4 separate regions of the Homo sapiens genome follow, and regions 1, 2 and 3 are each linked to region 4. A link is a contact called in ENCODE Hi-C or POLR2A ChIA-PET data. All regions are on one chromosome and are shown on one strand. The core of a region is the stretch at or near the end of the contact, and the rest is flanking DNA. Distances in the headings are between cores, read along the strand shown.

Evidence for each region. A loop is a pair of places that touch in the nucleus more often than their neighbours do. ChIA-PET counts read pairs that join two places held with the same protein, here RNA polymerase II (POLR2A). Pooled maps may share reads with other maps.
Region 1: a loop to region 4 is called in a pooled map, with 5 times the contacts of the local background. The contact joins the promoter of C6orf136 here to the promoter of GTF2H4 in region 4. A Hi-C loop is called at or near these places in 8 of 50 pooled maps. POLR2A ChIA-PET finds 5 or more read pairs at or near these places in 4 of 52 experiments (Caco-2, HEK293, PC-9 and 1 more).
Region 2: a loop to region 4 is called in a pooled map, with 4 times the contacts of the local background. The contact joins the promoter of LINC02569 here to the promoter of GTF2H4 in region 4. A Hi-C loop is called at or near these places in 5 of 50 pooled maps. POLR2A ChIA-PET finds 5 or more read pairs at or near these places in 7 of 52 experiments (B cell, MCF 10A, SK-N-SH and 3 more).
Region 3: a loop to region 4 is called in a map of OCI-LY7, with 7 times the contacts of the local background. The contact joins the promoter of PRR3 here to the promoter of GTF2H4 in region 4. A Hi-C loop is called at or near these places in 5 of 168 maps with a recorded cell type or tissue (CD4-positive, alpha-beta memory T cell, CD8-positive, alpha-beta T cell, OCI-LY7 and 2 more), 7 of 37 single-sample maps with no recorded cell type and 18 of 50 pooled maps. POLR2A ChIA-PET finds 5 or more read pairs at or near these places in 5 of 52 experiments (CD8-positive, alpha-beta memory T cell, GM12878, HepG2 and 2 more).

Annotation. Positions count from the first base shown.
Region 1 is chr6:30,645,553-30,648,523 of GRCh38, forward strand. C6orf136 (chromosome 6 open reading frame 136) reads left to right here and starts at 1,581. Exons shown (of 6, transcript NM_001161376.2): 1 at 1,581-2,294. The coding sequence starts at 1,680. ATAT1 (alpha tubulin acetyltransferase 1) reads left to right here. Exons shown (of 13, transcript NM_001413067.1): 11 at 343-422; 12 at 515-557; 13 at 917-1,269. The coding sequence ends at 1,091.
Region 2 is chr6:30,514,771-30,517,528 of GRCh38, forward strand. It overlaps LINC02569 (long intergenic non-protein coding RNA 2569), which reads left to right and starts at 1,496. Exons shown (of 2, transcript NR_149088.1): 1 at 1,496-1,841. RefSeq lists an enhancer at 1-77.
Region 3 is chr6:30,555,924-30,559,064 of GRCh38, forward strand. PRR3 (proline rich 3) reads left to right here and starts at 1,372. Exons shown (of 4, transcript NM_025263.4): 1 at 1,372-1,527; 2 at 2,227-2,289. The coding sequence starts at 1,422. It overlaps GNL1 (G protein nucleolar 1 (putative)), which reads right to left and starts at 566. Exons shown (of 12, transcript NM_005275.5): 1 at 208-566. The coding sequence starts at 280. RefSeq lists enhancers at 1-409, 410-974, 975-1,539.
Region 4 is chr6:30,906,545-30,909,456 of GRCh38, forward strand. It overlaps GTF2H4 (general transcription factor IIH subunit 4), which reads left to right and starts at 1,663. Exons shown (of 14, transcript NM_001517.5): 1 at 1,663-1,859; 2 at 2,490-2,629; 3 at 2,891-2,912. The coding sequence starts at 2,493.

The sequences.
Region 1 (2,971 bases), core at 331-2,830, 260 kb before region 4:
CAAACCAAACACCAGAGTACCCGATCCAACACATTTTTGACCACATGTGAGTCTGTTCTTCTGACATGATTTGGATCACACCTAGCCATAGATTTAACACATTACCTCAACTAGAAAGAATAGAGCAATAAATCAGAAGCACTCCAGAAAATCTTGGGTATAAAATGAACTTCCCCCGCCCTTTTCTGGGGCACAGCTTTGATTAAAACCTGTTAGGAATGATAATTACCCCCTTCTCTTTGTTCCTGTGCTATTCCTTTTACTCCTCTCCTCTGATTCCTCCATACCCACCCATCTTTCATCCAGTAGCCTCCTCCCCATCATCTCCCATTTCTTCTACAGGGGGACTCCCCCAGGTCTGGTAGCCCAAAGCTGCTGCTACAGCCGCCATGGGGGGGTGAATTCCTCATCCCCCAATACAGGTAAGTATTCACTCCTCCCTACCCTCAAATCAAGTAGGCCACATTCACTGTCTACTCCTGCCTTCCCATTCACATGCCTGATATTTCCACAGGCAACCAAGACTCCAAGCAGGGAGAACAGGAAACAAAGAATAGGTGAGGTCTAAACCCCTCCCCTAACAGCCTCCCACCACCATCTGACTCCCTTCCTAACATCATTCTCAGTCACTTCCTACTCTTAAATCTTATTGTATGAACTGGACACCAGCTCCTCCCACAATTCCTTCTACCTTACATCCTGCAAGCCCCTTTCCCCCACAGGTTCAACTCTGGTACTTCCCTTTGGAATACGGATTCTCTGAGAGGTTTTAAATTTGGACATAGCACTAATGGTTCCAGCTTCATACCCATCATGTGTCCTACATTAAAACCTGGCCCGAGACCTTGAAGAGTCTGTAATCTTAATTTCCTCTTTAGTATTCCTATAACCCACTCTCCATCTCCCCACCTACCAGGTCTGCCAGTGAGGAGCAGGCCTTGTCACAGGATGGGTCTGGGGAGAAGCCCATGCACACAGCTCCTCCACAGGCCCCGGCCCCGCCAGCCCAGTCCTGGACAGTGGGTGGGGACATACTCAACGCCAGGTTCATTCGAAACCTGCAGGAACGTCGCAGCACCAGGCCTTGGTGACCGCAGCCCCGTCAAACATCTTCAAAGTATTATTTCTCCCTCACTACAGGAAAGAGCCAAAGCCCAACCCTCATAATAGATGGATACATTCATTCATTCATTCATTCAGCAGGCTTATCAGATTCAAGTCATTTGTATCTTTTAACCAGACCAATAAAAGTATTTATTTTTATCACAAGAGCTGTTGAAAAATTTGACTCATTATTTCAGCCGCCTCACCCCTCACTGTCGTTGCACCCATTCAGCCTTCAGCCCTGTTTTTGCTCAGCTTTTTGCTCAAAGGCCTCAGCTGTGAATACAGCGCTTGGGGGGGCGGGGGAGGCTGTAACTTGCGCAAGCGCACTCAGGCAGTCTCCGAGCCCGCGGGCGCAGGCGCGCTTACAGCCGACAGAGCGCTTCAGCCGCTTCCCTCGAGCCTGCAGTGCGCAAGCGCGGGACATCTCCGTTTCCCTCCCTCAGCCCCTTCCCCCCCTACCCCCCCGCCCCGGCCTCCTTTCCCCTTCACGAAGCCGGCTCTGGGGCGCGCTCACCCCTGTGAGGAGGCCGGAGGTCGGACTCAGGAGGCTCCTTCTCCACTCCCGGAAGATCATGTACCAGCCCAGCCGGGGTGCGGCCCGGCGTCTCGGCCCTTGCCTGCGCGCCTACCAGGCTCGACCCCAGGTGAGCGGAGGAGAAGAGGGAGGGAGGAGAGGGGGCGGGGAGAGACCCTCCTCAAAGCCGGTGCGTGGGGCGGAGCGCGCGCTGGGTTCCGCGCAGGCGCAGAGACACCCGCCGCCCCTTCCCACCTGTGCCCTGCAGCGCGTGGACAGGCTAGGGGTCGCGGGAGCGGGAGGGAGGCGCTGCCGGGCCTGTCGCGCAAGGACGTCGGTCCTCCCAGGTTTGAGGGCGGTCAGGCGGGGTCAAGGCCAGGCAGCGGGGCGCGTCTGCGTTGCGCCCGACTCTCCGCGGTTACCTGTGCCTAGAGGTGATTTGAAGGGCAGGGGCCGAGAGATTCGTAGCCCTGCTGCGGCGCCGTCCCGGAGTTCCCCGGCCCAGACCAGACCCGCGGGGCGCCCTCAGCAGCCCGCCCGTCTTGCACTCGGAGAGCGGTCCTGGCAGGAAGGCCGGCCAGTGTGCACCCGGTTCGGGCCCCTGCGCCCGGGCTGGCAAGATGGCCACGCCCCCAGCAGAGACGGCGCCTCTAGGACACCATCGGGGACCGAGGTACCCGAGCGGTCCGCCCGCCTTCCCTGCAGTGAGACGATCCCCTGGGGGGTTCCTTGGGAGCGGAGGGACTCGGGTGAGGCCTAACTTTGGGTGACCTCCCCTTGCAGTTTCAACGTCGGTAAACCCAGGAGAGTGAAGGCCAGCCTTTAACTGTCTCCTGAGGTTGTGTCTGTCATTAGAGGGGCCCGAAATGATAATAGCTTCCATTTATGTACTGCTTTCTAGGTCGCTACGTTTTGTTTACATTCATTATTTCATATAGGCCTCATAACCCAGTGAGGCTTTATTGTTCTCATTTATAGGACATTTGTAGGAAGCGGAGGCATAGGGAATGAGAATGCCTAAAGTTACATGATAGAATTCAGATTCCTAGCTTCAGCTGGATATTCTTTTTTCTCTGTACATTTGCCTCGCACACTTAATCATGGAGATGTACAGGCCACAGCATTTAATCCACAGTACAATAAAACCTGTTATTCGTTAACTCATCAAGTATGTATTACATGATTCTTGCGATAAGAGAGGTGAAACTGCCCCCAGTGTTGGAATCTTTTTTTTTTTTTTTTTGAAATGGAGTCTTGCTCCGTCACCCAGGCTGAAGTGCATTGGCACCATCTCGGCTCACTGCAATCTCCGTCTCCTGGGTTCAAGCAATTCTCCTTCCTCAGCCTCCC
Region 2 (2,758 bases), core at 246-2,745, 390 kb before region 4:
AAACTCAAAAGAAAGTAACCATTTGTCTCTTATCTACCTATGACCTGGAAGCCCCCTCGCCACTTGGAGTTGTCCCACCATTGCTTCAAGTTGTCCCGCCTTTCCAGACCGAACCAATGTTAATCTTACATATGTTGATTGATGTCTCATGTCTCCCTAAAATGTATAAAACCAAGCTGTGCCCTGACCAACTTGGGCACATGTCATCAGGACTTCCTAAGGCTGTGTCACCGACACACATCCTCAACCCTGACAACATAAACTTTCTAAATTAACTGAGACCTGTCTCAGATATTCAGGGTTCACACTCCCCTGGACCCCCTGACTTTCTTCAGGGCACTGGCCACTTTCTTGTCTGTCTTTGGACACTCTCCTCTAGAAGTCTTTGAAATTCTTGAGGCAGGAAGGACCAATTCCCAGCCCTGAATCTTGCATAAAGTGGGTCCTTTTTAAATGGAAATACGGCTACTCCTCAAAGGAAGGCTAGGAATTTTGCTCTGTGTGACCCTAGTCGTAGTTCTTCACAGAGGGCTCCATTTCACTTGCCTTTCCTTCTGCTTTTTTCTTCACTCGTTTCCCCACAGAGCAAGACAAAAGAAGCCGGCAAGGATGGCTCTGGTCAGGGTCTGCCTTCAGCCACCCAAATGGGATTGCAAAGAGGAGGACAGGGATGGAAAGGGGAAAGTTTGATTTGGTTTGGTTTGCTTAGTCTTTCTATTGGTACCACTTCCTTATCCCAACCTCATCATCTTCCCCGATCCCTACCAACCCACTGCAGGCATATGAGCCCTAAAATCTGGGAAAGGCTTTTTTCCCTAGGGGCCCTGGCCTCACAGACTTGCCCAGGGGGGTAAATTCTCAGTGGCTCAGTGGCACGTGCCTCACGTCCTCACCGGCAGCCTAGATAGATAGATAGATAGATAGATAGATAGATAGATAGATAGATGATAGATAGATATATAGTTTTTTTTTTTTTTTTTTTTTTGAGACGGAGTTTCGCTCTTGCCGCTGCCCAGGCTATAGTGCAATGGCGCCATCTCGGCTCACCGCAACTTCCGCCTCCCAGGTTCAAGCGATTCTCCTGCCTCAGCCTCCCGAGTAGCTTGTATTACAGGCATGCGCCACCACACCCGGCTAATTTTGTATTTTTAGTAGAGAGGGGGTTTCTCCATGTTGTTCAGGCTGGTCTCGAACTCCCAACCTCAGGTGATCCGCCTGTCTTGGCCTCTCAAGTGCTGGGATTACAGGGGTGAGCCACCGCGCCCAGCCGGGAGCCCCTATTTTAAGGACGCTATTGCTGTGGAGGAGTAACCCCACTTTTAGGAATCCTTTTCCGTGCGAAAGGCTGTTTGAGATCAGGCGCAACAACTTCTCCCGCTCAGGTTACCCTCAGAAAGGCTATGGACCCCGGACTCCGCCCCAGATTGCATAACAACTGAGGGGTGGGTCCCTATTTCCTCTCTGGGATCTGTAGCCAATCATTCACGAGGTAAACAGAACGACCGAGTTTCTCTCAGCCGAGAACTGTGGCTGCCCCTCCGGTGAAAACAGAGGAAGTGGGAGCGGCAGGAAGCGCTTTGGGACCAGGGCGACCCCTGAAGCGTAGAGGAACCAGGTCACAAGCATACGTGAATGCTCACATTCCATAGTTATCAAATGTATTCAGGTTTAAATTTTACTTTTCTAGAAAAAATGTAAATAATCCGTTGAGAATATTTAATGAAAAATGTTGGTCGTATCTTTATCTGGTCTGCGGCTCTGTCCCTGTTTCCTGGATAGGAGACTACGTCTGTATCTTGTATCACAGGAGGCACCTTCTTCCTGTTTCCTGGCACAGACTTGTAAGTGAATTTCCTGCCCGCCTCCGCCCACAGCGTAAGCCGCGCTGGAACAGCTCACTTATTGCCCCAGATGTATGTGGAGTAACCGCCTTCAGTTTCCTGGTTCTGAGTTTCCGTGTTACTCAAGCAATGCTTCTGCTGAATTTGTCTTTTTTTTTTTTTTGAGACAGAGTCTTGCTTTGTCGCCCAGACTGGAGTGAAATGGCGTGGTCTCGGCTCACTGCAGCCTCCACCTCCTGGGTTCAAGCGAGTCTCCTGCCTCAGCCTCCTGAGTGTGCAACTTATCTTTTTATTTTATTTATTTATAATTTTTTGGCTAATTTTGGCTATTTTGTGTCTGTGTGTGTATTTTTAGTAGACATGGGGTTTCACCATGTTGGGCAGGCTGGTCTCGAACTCCTGACCTCAGGTGATCCGCCCACCTCGGCCTCCCAAAGTGCTGGAATTACAGGCGTGAGCCACCGCACCTGGCCTATTTATTTATTTATTTATTTGTGACTGAGTCTCGCTCTGTCACCCAAGCTGGAATGCAATGGCGTGATCTCGGCTCACTGCTACCTCCACGCCCCAAGTTTAAACAATTCTCCTGCCTCAGCCTCCCGAGTAGCTGGGACTACAGGTGTGCACCACCACATCCAGCTAATTTTTTGTATTTTTAGTAGAGATGGGGTTTCACCATGTTGGTCAGGCTGGTCTCGAACTCCTGACCTCAAGCGATCCACCCACCTTGGCCTCCCAAAGTGTTGGGATACAGGCGTGAGCCACTGCACCTGGTTGAATTTCTCCTTTTAATTGGAGGTTTCATTTTATTTTTCTTTATTTATTTTTTTGAGACGAAGTTGCACTCTTGTTGCCCAGGCTAGAGTGCAGTGGCGCGATCTGGGTTCACTGCAACCTCTGCCTCCCAGATGCAAGTG
Region 3 (3,141 bases), core at 122-2,621, 350 kb before region 4:
TGGAGGGATTCCCCTCCCCCAACTCTCCATCCTTCCCCACCCCTTCCAGATGTAGGGGGGGTGGGGGATCCCCTCCGCGATAGGCCGCGAGGGTTGACGCGGTCCCACGACCCCCTCCCACGATCCCCAGAGGTGCAGCGGGCACACCCCTCCTTCCAGATGTGCGGAAGCCCGAGCCCCGCCCCCTCCTCCCGCTCCCGCACTGACCTCTCTTCCGCTCCCGTTTGTCCTGCAACTGCTTCTTCTTCTGCTTCACGCTGAATGGCTTCTTCCTCGGCATGGCCCGGACCAGTCACCTGGCCCGCCCTCCGCCGAGCTCCCGCCGCCTCAACTGACTGCCCCCCGGGGCAGCCCCCGCCGCAGGGGCCCGGGACCCTAGAGGAGGCGGGGCTAGCAGGTGACGTCAGCGGGCGGGCCCGACAGAATTACCGCCGCGGCGGCGATGGAAGGCGGACGGGGGAGATATAGTCACTTCCCTCCAGGAGCGAGGCGAGAGGATGATGCGGGGTGGGCTACTGGCACGTGAGAGCCAGTGGCACCGAGAGGGCGCCCCGGCGGCGAGGAAGGAGGCGCGCGTGGGAGGACCAGGCTAACTCCGTCACGGACGCTACCAACTCGCGTTCGGAGGAGGGGGGGCGCGTGTCATCACTACCTTGCGCTCCCGGGAGAACCTACCACTCACCTGGAGGGGGCGGCGGAGCGGAGGGCGGGGCCTACTACCTAGGGGAGAGGGGGCGTGGACACGCTGAGGCTATACTACAAAGCCCCGGGCTTGACCTTAGTGGAAAGCCGAGACTGCGTCCAGGTTGCTGGACTACACCGGGGGCACGGTCAGAGGTCTTTAGGGGAGGGCGGCGGTCTGAGAGTCCTGGGTGCCGACCTGTTGGGACCCAAATTCCTTGTGGGAACGATGATAAGGAGCAGGTTTACAGATCATAAGTGCAAAAGCGGGCGAGAAGGGAAACCCAAGCGGGACAAGGACTTTTGGGGGGAGGTCAAAGGGCACGAAGTTGTGCCTGCAGCTGTTACCATAGTAACCGAGGACCGGATGTGGCGATCTTACGGTGCGACAGTCCTCTTCTCAGGCCCTCTGGCCCGAGAGCCTGTTGACTCTGTGACACACTCTGAGGAGCTGGTTGTGGTGTTTTCCAGCGAGGGAAGAAAAGAGTAATTTTTTCAAAGCATTTATAGAAACGCAGCAAAGGGAAGGTGTGAGGTTGCCGCCATGCCTGGCAGAGACGGAGGGAGGCAGTTGGCTCCGGAATGCGGCCGCCGCAGATGTTCTCCGCAACCTTCCGGAAGTGGAATGGCGGGAGCCTCAGCATTGCTGCCCACCGACCCCCCGGAAGCGGAAACAGAATCCCCGCGTGCCCCTTCCTCACTACCCTCCAAATCCCGCTGCAGCCATTGCCGCAGACACGATGCCGAAACGAAAGAAGCAGAATCATCACCAGCCACCGACACAGCAGCAGCCCCCGCTGCCCGAGCGGGAAGAGACTGGAGATGAGGAGGATGGGAGTCCCATCGGTGAGGGGTCTGGGAGGGATGTGCACATGCCTGTCAAGCCCGTCCGGGCAAGGGGCTAGGGGCTAATAAGGTGCGAAGGAGGGGGCTGTAACGGAAGGAGGAAGGGCGCACGCGCTGGGGAGGGATGGAAGTGGGGCTCTCCCAAATGGAGCCTTGAACCAGGAGTTCTCTTACTGGAACCATCAACCTCAATACGGCCCCAGACCTTTCTGGAGAAGGCGGGGGTGGAGAGAATAAAGAGCTCTTTTGCGCAGCCGCAGAACAGTAGGGGAAAGGGGTAGTAGAGATGTTGCAGATTGCGATGACTGGGATGACAGTTTGTATCCAGACTTTGACTGAAAAGGTACAGGTGCAGCTTTCTCTAAACTAGTCCTCTGGCCAGCAGTTAAGGTGAGGGATTGGTTCATGTCTGGAGACACTTAGGTTGTTTTGGATAGCGACGGTACGGTGAAGAAAAAAAGTTGTCAGTATCTTTTCCTGCATTATCCCCTTTGATTGAATATCTACTTTTTGCAAACCCTGAAACAGCTTTGCAGAAAAAAGGGCAGATAGATGGGGTGAGAACTCCCAAGACTGCTGAAAATATACCTGACTTTACTGGTTGAATTAAGAAATAAGTAATACAAGAAAAACACCTAAGAACAGAATCATCAGTCCTTTAATCCATTCTGATGACCATATTTTCATGTCTGCTCTTAGGACCACCCAGCCTTCTGGGCCCTCCCCCCATGGCCAATGGAAAACCTGGCGACCCTAAGTCAGGTGAGGAGGAAGGGGCCCTGATCCTTGTATTAGGTCGTAGAGAAGACAGCAAGGGAGGGGATAAAACCCAGGAAGGACTTAAAAATAAAAGATCAGGGATTCCATCCCTAAATGAATGGAGAGAAGTTGTATATTTGCTGATTTAAAAACTCAATGTTGTAAAAATGTCACTTCTTCCCAAATTGATAAACAGATTTCATGCATTCCAAGTCAGAACACCCATAATGTTTTTGTGGAAATACACATTATTATAGGGAAATGCAAAATATCAAGGCGACTATCAAGACAATCTTGAAGTGGGAGGGCTTACTATGAATATCAAGATTTGTAAGCTGGGCATGGTGGCACACGCCTGTAGTCCCAGTTACTCAGGAGGCTGAGGTGCGAGGATCCTTTGAGCCCAGGAGTTTTTGAGGCCACTCTGGGCAACATAGTGAGATCCTGTCTCTAAATACAAGAAGAAAAAAAGACTTACTATAAAGCTACAATAGTTACAACGATGCAGTTTGGAAACAATGATAGACATAAGTCAATAGGACTTATGTCCCGAAGAGTCCAATAACAGGCCCATACATGTGTGGACACTTCATTTATGATGAAGATGGAACTGAAAAGTTGGTCTTTTCAATAAATGATATTGGATCAATTGGATATTCATGTGAAAAAAATGGAATTTCACCTTGCACTCATAATCATATACAAAGATCTATTTCAAATGGACTGTAGATCTAAGTATAAAAGGTAAGAGAATAATTATTCTAGAAAGTAAATGTATTTTCTAAGAGTAGCTAAGAGTTCTTAAACAGACAAGAAATGCACGTATACACACTAACCATAAAGGAAAGATTGATA
Region 4 (2,912 bases), core at 413-2,912:
TTAAAACATTAATTGCTAAAAAGACAGGGACAACAGAAAACATGGGTGGGCTACAAAGTATAAAAAGTCTTGCATAGTCATTACCATTTTGATCCCTGGTTGCTTGCAAATGTGCTTCAAATCCCAGCTTGGGCACTTCCTGTCTGATTGTAGGGATTTTTTTTTTAATTTTTTTTTTTTTAGAGATGGGCATCTCAGGTTGGGCTCAGTGGCTCATGCCTGTAATCCCAACACTTTGGGAAGCTGAGGCAGGTGGGTCACCTGAGGTCAGGAGTTTGAGACTAGCCTGGCCAACATGTTGAAACCCTATCTCTACTAAAAATACCAGAATTAGCCGGGCGTGGTGGCACACACCTGTAGTCCCAGCTACTTGGGAGGCTGAGGTAAGAGAATCGCTTGAACCCGGGAGGCTGAGGTTGCCGTGAGCTGAGATCATGCAACTGCACTCCAGCCTGGGTGACAGAGTGAGAGACTCCGTTTCAAAAAAAAAAAAAAAAGAGAGAGAGAAATGGGGGTCTCCCTCTGTCACCCAGGCTGGTGCGATCATAGCTCACTGTAGCCTCAAACTCCTAGTCTCAAGCGATCCTCCTGCCTCAGCCTCCCAAGTAGCTGGGGGTCACAGCTCTGAGCCACCTCGCCAGGCTGCAGGCAAATTTCTTAATCTTGCCGGGCTCCAGTCTTCCAGTCTATAAGGTGGGAATAACAAAATTTGCATATAGGAATTTGGGGAAACGTGTAGTTCTGGGTTTGGGTGAAGACCTCCACTTTTGTAGTAGGTTCATAAATCAAATCAGAGCAAATAGTTGGTGTCTTAAAAACTGTATTTATCTGGGTCTTCTAAGTAAACGGTTTGAGGAGTGGTGGAGGCAGAAATTAAGATTTACTGAGTACTTAGGGTCAAGTAAGGTGCACTGGATCGTGTTAATCGTTAACTCGTGGAAACCGCCCAGAGTGTGTACGCTTTCTTTCTTTTCTTTCCTTTTCTTTTTTTTTGAGACGGAGTTTCACTCTTGTCGCCCAGGCTGGCGTGTAATGGCATGGTCCTGGCTCACTGCAACTCCGCCTCCAGGGTTCAAGCGATTCACCTGCCTCAGCCTCCAGAGTAGCTGGGATTACAGGTGCCCACCACCACGCCCGGCTAATTTTTGTATTTTTAGTAAAGACGGGGGTTTCACCATGTTGGCCAGGATGGTCTCGAACTCCTGACCTCGGGTGATTCGCCGCCTCGGCCTCCCAAAGTGCTAGGATTACAGGCGTGAGTCACCGCGCCCGGCCTGGAGTGTGTATTATCCCAATTTTATGGGGAGTAATTGTGCTCACTCGGCTCACCACCAAGTCGCCAGAGCGCGCCTCCGCAAGGAAGCCCTCCAGGCACTTCTACTTTCCCGGACCCGCCTCCCGCTCCAGCCGGTTACACGCGCCGTTAGCAGCGTGGGCGGAGTTGGTTCTGCCTTCGCGGAACCAACTGGTCCAGCTTCTGGTGTCTCCCCTCGCTCAATTAAAAGCCAGCTCCTCTCCTTTCGGCTTCCCCACGGTGCCTTTCGGGATTTGTAGTCAGACGCGCTTCAGCCGGCTCTAAGGAGAGCAAAGGCAAGACTCCAATTCCCAGCATCCCCCGCGCCCGGAGAGTGCAGCGTCTATTCTCATCCTCTTCACTTTTCCACTCCTCCCCTTACCTCCCTTCTCTTCTGAATTCTCCATTCTGGGCTCTTGCCTGTGAAATCTTTCTTTGCTTTCCCCATCTTTTCCTCGCATTTTTTCACCATCTTTCCCTCAATCTCCAGGAGCCAATGCGAGACTTTGGCTCCGATTAAGCGACGGCCCGAGACTCGGGGTGCGCGAGGAGGATCGACAGAGTGGTGAGGGGACCTAGGAGGGCGGGAGTGGCAGAGGTATGAGAGAGAGAGAGGTGAGTGGGAGGCGAAGAGTGAGAGGAAGGCAGGGAGAAGCTAGGAGATCGGAAGGCGTGGGTCAGGGTGAATGACGTGAAGTAGACTTGGGAAGGGAAAAGAGGTGGCTTTAGATTTGGGAAGCATGGAGGGGAGAGGTTACCGCCGTACTTAGCAGAAGTGGGCTAAGAGATAGAAGATAGGAAGGACGGGCAGATTTGGAGCTTGTAGACTGGTCTGACCAGGATGGGATGGAAGAGAGAGGTGTGGGCTCAATTTTCTTTGTCCCTGTTTAGCCAAAGATGAGACAAGTCATTGAAATACAAAATGATCTTGCAAACACTGGACAGTTAACAATTCTGTCACTTGGTAATTGAGGGAAGACTGGAGTTGAAGGGCAGAAATAGGGTGAGGAGGCAAGAAAGGGAGGGAGATTGGTCAGGTTTGGGAGAAACCAGAGGAGATGAGTGACATGGGAAAGGAGACCACAGAAAAGGTGGGGTTATTGTGGGGACTGATGGATCTGGAATCAGTTAGAAAGGTCAGGGGTGACACTGGCATGGATGGTGAGGTTGCACTTCTGACGTTTGCATTCCTCAGGTGATGGAGAGCACCCCTTCAAGGGGACTGAACCGAGTACACCTACAATGCAGGAATCTGCAGGAATTCTTAGGGGGCCTGAGCCCTGGGGTATTGGACCGATTGTATGGGCACCCTGCCACATGTCTGGCTGTCTTCAGGTGAGAAGCCCCTTCATGGCAGGGAAATGTAATGGGGTCTGCGGAGTGGAATAAAATATCATAGGTAAAAGTGTAGCAGCCTGGAGTCGGGGTGGGGACTGGGGGCAAGGGTTGGAAATTGCTCTAAAGTGTGGAGGCCAAAACAGCAGGACTGGTAAAGTTGTGCTGGAGTGAGATGAGATGTTTGAGAGGTAATTGAGGGCAGAGATGCAGATACAATGCAGCTTCTGATACTAACCTTTGACCTCTGTTCCTGTACAGGGAGCTCCCATCCTTGGCTAAG